2 separate regions of the Mus musculus genome follow, and region 1 is linked to region 2. A link is a contact called in ENCODE POLR2A ChIA-PET data. All regions are on one chromosome and are shown on one strand. Each heading gives the region's core, a stretch centred on a gene start or an enhancer-like site at or near the end of the contact. The rest is flanking DNA. Distances are from core to core; before and after follow the strand shown. Region 1 holds the start of Akap8l (A kinase (PRKA) anchor protein 8-like). Region 2 holds the start of Brd4 (bromodomain containing 4).

What was found. ChIA-PET counts read pairs that join two places held with the same protein, here RNA polymerase II (POLR2A).
Region 1: POLR2A ChIA-PET joins it to region 2 with 16 read pairs in Patski. The contact joins the promoter of Akap8l here to the promoter of Brd4 in region 2. POLR2A ChIA-PET finds 5 or more read pairs at or near these places in 3 of 5 experiments (Patski and embryonic stem cell).

The regions. Positions count from the first base shown.
Region 1 is chr17:32,348,428-32,351,993 of GRCm38, forward strand. It overlaps Akap8l (A kinase (PRKA) anchor protein 8-like), which reads right to left and starts at 2,150. Exons shown (of 14, transcript NM_017476.2): 1 at 2,060-2,150. The coding sequence starts at 2,072.
Region 2 is chr17:32,282,446-32,286,026 of GRCm38, forward strand. Brd4 (bromodomain containing 4) reads right to left here and starts at 1,688. Exons shown (of 20, transcript NM_020508.4): 1 at 1,618-1,688.

The sequences.
Region 1 (3,566 bases), core at 900-3,399, 66 kb after region 2:
CTCAACTTCAGCTTTACTTTCCAAGGAGAGGAACTGAGCCCAGGTCTTGGGGAAAGAGAAAACACAAATATAGAGACCGAGTCTTTGCCATCCTTCCTAAAGAGATTGTGTCCAATTAGATTTTTCCCACCCCTGGGGGTCCAGGGCCTTCTCAAGATGCTTAAATTTTAAGTACTAATGATTTAATAGCTGTCTATAAAAACCACTGGGGTGGGGAGTGCAACTGGAGAGATGGTTCAGTGGTCAAGAGTACTGCTCTTCCAGTGGGCCAGGACCCCAATCCCAGAAGCCATGGGGGTGGCTCATAATCATCTTTACCCTTAGTTTTATAGAGTTACAGGCGCTCACATGGCAGTGCACAGACACACACATTCAGGAAAAACACTCATATGAACAAAATTAAATAAACAAATTTATTAAAAAAAAAAAACACTGAAGGGTTGGAAATATGCTGCTCAATTGTGAGGACGAGAGTCAGATCCTAGAACCCATGTCAGGCGGCTCACTCACAACCCTCCGTTAACTCCAGTTTCAAGGGACCCATGTTCTCTTCTGGTCCCAAGGGGCACCTTCATACATGGCTGACACACTCACACAAACACATACATGTAGATGCAGACAGATACATGTAAATAAAGTAAAGTATGTTGTGGTGGAAGCCATACTATGCGCTTCAGGCTGCAGAGTTGCAGCCCTACCCTTTATCCACTAGATGTCAGTAGCACTGCATACCAGTCCCCCACCTCCACCCCCCCCCTGCCCATACACACATTATATAGATAAGACAAAACAGGACTCCAGATATTGCCAAATGTACCCCTGGGAGGTGTGAGGCAGGCAAAATCACCCTGGTTGAGAACCACTGGCCTAGAGGATGGTTGTTAAAAATCCCAAGGTTCTTGGCAAGCATTTGACCCAGGGGCTTAGGAGGACTGGCATAAAGCTCAGGTTCCATTGAAAGCCTTAAACATTCCAAACAGAATGTGGGTTATCCAGCAACCACTTAAGTTCAAGCCTGAAATACCTCCAGTAAAGTGGGAGGCACTGTCTGTGGCACTGACTGATAAGTTTCATTGGCAAACCCAGGGAGCCTTGGCAACTAACTCACTCAAGAATGATTCTACAGTCACTCAAGCATATTCCACACCCCTCACCATGCTCCTCACCCACCTTCCTCTTTGCTCAAATATCACTGATCTAAGTAGGTAGGCGGTTCCAGCCCAGTATGTTTTACAGCGACAGCTATCTTTACTCTTTCCTATTTTGCTTACATCTCTTCTTAAACGTCACCCTTCCCAGAGGCTTCAAAGCTCTCCGTGTAATGGCTGAATCTCTTCAGGATACCCAAGACCCAAAATAATATATTTATTGTATTTTGTCTGTCCTCGCCTATAAGATGCTTAAGAAATTCTTGTCAGCATTCAGTGTCTATTCAGCACCTGATTCGGTAAGTTGAGTGGAAAGTAGTCATTCGTCACCAGGGTTCAAGCTTGCTCTCTAAAGCTCCCTGCAACGGTTCAGAGCCTTCATATAGATTTACAGATTCTCACCGCCCCCTGGGGGAGTGAGGTAGGGGAGGTTGGCTCTCCCCCCCTCCCGCTTTATACCAGATGAAGTGGGGGGAGTGCCATGAGTAAGGGTCTGCGACGTTTTGCACAGAAACTGCTCAAGGGAGGCAATGGCGACAGCAGCCGCCCCAACGGACTGATCTCAGAAGCTCAGGCCTGAGAAGCGACGTCTTAGACGTGGGTGTCCGTGGGGCACTAGCCAGGGAATGACGAACGGAGGTGCGGGAAGCCTGAACCTAACGTTGAGGCCCAAGACCTACGGTCACAGAAGACACAAGCAAATCCTTGAGTAGCCAGGAGAGTCCAAGATGCCCGGCTGAGGTCAGTGAGAGCCGAAGCTTGAGGGATGCGACCCCGAAGGGAAGAGCCTAAGACGCCATTTTGTGACCACAGAGGGCAATGACCACGACACTACAAGAGGAGATCCTAGCATGACTCAGCCCGTCCTGACGCCCCGGCCCAGAGCGCTGCCTTCACCCTGTTGGGCCTACCTGTGTAGCTCATGGCCGCAGAGAACACCCGAGCCGTGGACACAGACCGCTACTCTGCGCGTCTGACGCCACAACAATCCCTGGGGTCCTTCCACACACGCTCCAGCCCCGCCTCCTTATCTCATTGGCTTCTGCAAACCTCGGACTTCACGCCTATTGGTTTCGCTACCTGTCTATTTTTACACCTCTTCGTGACAGTGGTTGGAGATACTGCCAACCCCCGACGACCCCGCCTTACTCTCCGCCTCCTGTTAACAAAAACCTGCGCCAATAGGCCAAGGGGAGAAGATGGAAAGGTTCGAAGGGGCGGAGCTGCATGCAACCTAGAGGTCCGAGCCCACGCGTGTGCTCGCCTGGTGTGTGCGAGCGAGACACTTGCCAGCGTGAGCAGAGACGACCGTCTTGCGCCCCGCCACTGAAATGAAGTCAAGAATGGTAAAGCCATGTTGAAAGGAGAAAATTAGTATCTAACTGCTAAACAAGGTCCTGACAAACGTTATGTGAGATAACGTTAAAACAAACGAAGAAGGCCATGTGTAGTAGCTGACTTCTGTAACCCCAGAATACCGGAGCCTGAGACAGAATGACTCGAGTTTGAGGTCAGATTATACTATATGAATTCTAAGCCACTCTGGGTTCCAGTGAGTCCCCGTTTCAAGGAGGGGTAAAGAATTAGGGCCAGTTTCACAAAGTAAATAGTAAATATTATTTTCTTATTAATCGTTACATAACAATTAATAGTGTTTGTAAGGATATAGCTTGGTGGAAAAACATTTTATCCTAGCATGTACAGAAGGCCTTATGTGAGCTCTCCAACTGCAAAATAAAGATGCTTTTGAAAATTTTATGTGTATTAGTGTTTTGCTTGCGCGTGTCTGTGTGAGGGTGTCAGATCACCTGAACTGGAGTTTCAGACAGCCCTGAGCTGCCATGAAGGTACTGGGAATTGAACCTGGGTCCTCTGGGAAAACAGCTAGTGCTCTTAACTGCTGAGCCATCTCTCCTGCCTCTCAAAAACCACTTTAAAAATAACTGTTTATGTGTATGCTATTTGTTATACAAGTAGTATATCTCAATGTATCATATATTATTGCAAATGCTTGACATAAGAACCTATGTTCAATGCTCAGCTCCACAAAACGAAAAATGTAACCCAGTACCAGCCTTGTTCTAAGCACTATGCCTGGCTCCTCCTGGCTGTGTGGAAAGTCACCATGGGAGGTATCCTTGGAAGAACCCTAAAAATAAAACAATGGATAAACTACAGCAAGCTCTGCTTCTATGATTCATGTACCTTCTTATGGTTTTGAGAAATGTTAAAGTAGGTGTTCTATTGGTATTAAGGAATGTTTATCAATTCTTTTTAGGCTTATGTATTTGTTTTGCTTGAATATATGTCTATGCAACTACATGCACCCCCAGTGCCTGAGGTGGTCAGAAGAGGGTACTGGATACCCTGGAGTTACTGTGAGCTGCCATGTGGGTGCTGGGAACCAAATCCAAGTTC
Region 2 (3,581 bases), core at 438-2,937:
ACCTTGAGTCCTTAAATACTTTATTGGCTACCAAAGATAGGATGTACAAATCAGCAACAATATATTTTATAATTCTGGGCTTTTCCTTCTAGATTTGATCAATTCAATTCAGTCTTTGACAGTGTTACCTTTTCCAACCTTCCTAGTTGAAGCTTTGAGAAGGAAGGAGTTGGTTACCTATAAATGCCCTCTATGGAAAGATCATTCTCCATCCAAATTAAAGTGAATAAAATAATGTTCTTGTAAATTATTGTAAAGCCCATAAAACTGAGCCCCAGCTGAAGACTTCTAAACAGGGTTTGTCTGTATACCCTGGCAGTCCTGGAACTCACTTTGTAGACTAGGCTTGCCTCGAACTAAGAAATCCACCTGCCTCTGCCTCCCGAGTGCTGGGATTAAAGGCGTTCGACACCACGCCCGGCTAGCTGAAGACTTCTTGAAATTGAAAACACATTCATAATTCCTTTGCATTTTTGTGGGTGACATTCTTTTTTTTTCTTTTTTTTTTTTTTAATTTATAGCTGTCTTCATAAACCCCAGAAGAGGGCATCAGATCTCATTACAGATGGTTATGAGCCACCATGTGGTTGCTGGGATTTGAACTCAGGACCTTTGGAAGAGCAATCAGTGCTCTTAACCGCTGAGCCATCTGTCTAGCCCTGTGGGTGACATTCTTTACAACACCCAAGCTCTACCAATTCCAAGGGAAGTTGACATCTCCATTCATAAAAATTTTCCAATTTTTTATTATAGCACTGAAGAGCACATTGGCTTAGAAGTACACTGAGAGTTGGATTTTAGTAACCAGGGGCTATTAATATCACCTTTGATGATAAGTAAAGACATTCTCAAGAGGGCTGCTGCAACTGGCATCCAACATATATACACACACAGGAGATAATCTCACCAGATTTCGAAAAGCATAAACAAGTAAACAAGCAGGCTAAAAACACTTTTAAAAAAACAAACAAAAAAACCCTTGTCTTGAGTAACAGGGAGGTCAGCCAATCAGCAGAGGCACATGACTCACCCACCGGCCTGAGCAAAAGTATTCACACTGTCCACTACACTAACGTGGGATTTCCCATCTCCAACCCAGCTCGGCCTTGGGGGCTTCTTGTTTAAGTGCTATTTCCGTGTTTGTGTGTAAGGGGGGGGGGGGTCATTTTGCTGAATCACAACTCTCCAACATCCCCACCCTAAACCGACACACTCCTGCAAGTAAGAAGCCATTGCAAGGGACGGCAGCAAGCAGAGACCCATCAAAACAAAGCACCCAAAGAGTAGGCTTCCAGGTTGGGAGTGGGTGGGTCGAGAGGGACTCCTGGTCCTTCGTCACCCTTCCTGTCCCCTGGGTCCAGCCTGGAGCAGGCGTGCAATGGAAGCTCTCTCCCTGTGAACAAAATCTTCTACCTCTTTCTAGGCAGAGCTCCGGGGACAGCCGGAAAGGTGAGACTATGAAGCGGGAACTCGCTATCCCAGCACTGGCAGGAGTACCCAGCTGACGGAAGGAGAGCGCGCCGGGGCACGACGCGCAAGAGCGACCCGCCCCAAGGGGGAACTGCAACCAGAGAGAGCGGGCGGTACCCGCGGTCAGCATCCCCGGCCCGGACTTACGCGGCCCGGCGCGCACCGCAGATCCAGAGGCAGTCGCTTCCTCCTCCTCCTCCTCCTCCTCCTCCTCACTTGACAAAATGGCGGCGGCAGGAAGTGCCGGGAGCTTGGCCCGCCCCCCGCCCGCCCCCGGCCGCCCAGCGCGCCCGCGCCCCCGGTCCCGGTCCCGGTCCCGTTCCCTGCCGCCGCCCGCGCCAAGGGGGACAGCGGCGGGCGCAACTGCCCCGGTACAAAGTCCGCGAGCCCACTCGGCCGCCGCCGCCCCAACGGCGCGGGCTGCCCCGGCAGGGCGCGAGAAGCACCAGGCTCCGGGCCCACGAAACTGCGGCCTCCCCACCCCCGCGCCGATGGCGTAGGTGGTGGCGCACCAGCCCCATTACGCAATGCAGGTTACGCGGGCCGCGCCGTGGGGCCCCGGCAGCCCGCCTCGCGGCCGCGAAGGACACCGGTCCCCTCACCTGAGACGCTAGGCCGCACGCCGCCGCACGCTGTCCGGGACGCCAAGCCGGGGCCCGTCCGCCGCGCCCGCCGCGCCGCTGCGCTCACAGGCCCCGCTCGCCCGCGGGCACTGCTGGCAGCCTCCGCCGCAGCCGCCGCCACTGCTTCGGTTCCTCGGCTGCGGGAGAGCAGAACAAACAGCCCTGCCGCCGCCGCCAGCGCACTGATGTCACCACGCACGCTGCGCGCGCGGCCCCGTGTCATCGCCGCCGCCCGGCGTGCGCGTCCCGCTGGTCCTCCCAGGTCCGGAGAGCTTCGTTAGTGCCGGCGGCGGTTGTAGAGGTGAGGACAGGAGACTGGCTCCCCCGACTGGGGGGAGGAGGGCGGGAGTCCTTGGAACACGATCGAGGGTCTCTGAGGACTGTGTACCCCAGAGGGATACACAGAAGAGGGAAGATCAAGAGAAGACAAGAAGAGTCTTCAGGGCCATCCATAAGGAAACAGCTTTTCGGAGGAAGCCGACACGCAGACTCAGGGAAGGAACCTTGCAGATGAGTGGGGATCTTCACATGCAAGAACGACAAGAAAAGATTTTTTTTTTTCCCCCAGAGCTGAGGACCGAACCCAGGGCCTTGCGCTTGCTAGGCAAGCGCTCTACCACTGAGCTAAATCTCCAACCCCAAGAAAAGATTTTTAATCCAAAAATTTAAATAATCCGATGACAGACTCAAAAGAGCAGATGGTGAAGAGAGCCCTCAGACAGGTGATAGAGGAACATTAAGGCCAGAGGACTATGGCTAGTTGTGTGTCAGTGGGAACTGACAATTGCTGAAAATACAGACACGTTTCACTATATTCACTACACTCAATTTATGGAATCAACTTAAGGAAAATATTTCATGTATCATGAAATAAGAGAATGAGCCAGCGGGGATTTTTTTTTTCAGAGCAGGATCTTAAGAATTCTTACCCTTCTTGTCTCAGCCTTCCAAGTAATGAGATTACATGTGTTCACCACCACACCCAGGTCTTCTTGGCTGGCCTCTGTAGAGGAGCTGAAGATTGATCAGTACGGATCTCTAAGCCTAGAACATTCTCTTTCTTGTCCTCCAGATTAACTTTAATTCTTGAAGACGTAAGTCAGCTCCCAGCATACTCTGAACTAGGTATGTGACCATTTGAGGGGTTGCAAAACATCCCAGCCTGGAATACAGAAGATCTTTGAGATTTTTTAAGACAGCATTTCTCTGTATGGCCCTGACTGTCCTAAAACTTAAACTAGAATAGCCTTGAACACAGAAATCTGTCTTTCTCTGCCTCTTAAGTACTGGGATAAAAGGTATGTACTACCACCCCCAAAGAAAAAATTAGAATTTTTAAGGTTCCCCATGTGTGTGTGTGTGTGTATGTGTGTATATGTATGTATGTATATATATATATATATATGCATATATATATATATATATATATATATATATAGAGAGAGAGAGAGAGAGAGAGAGAGAGGTGTCCAGAATTAAGAAGGCTAA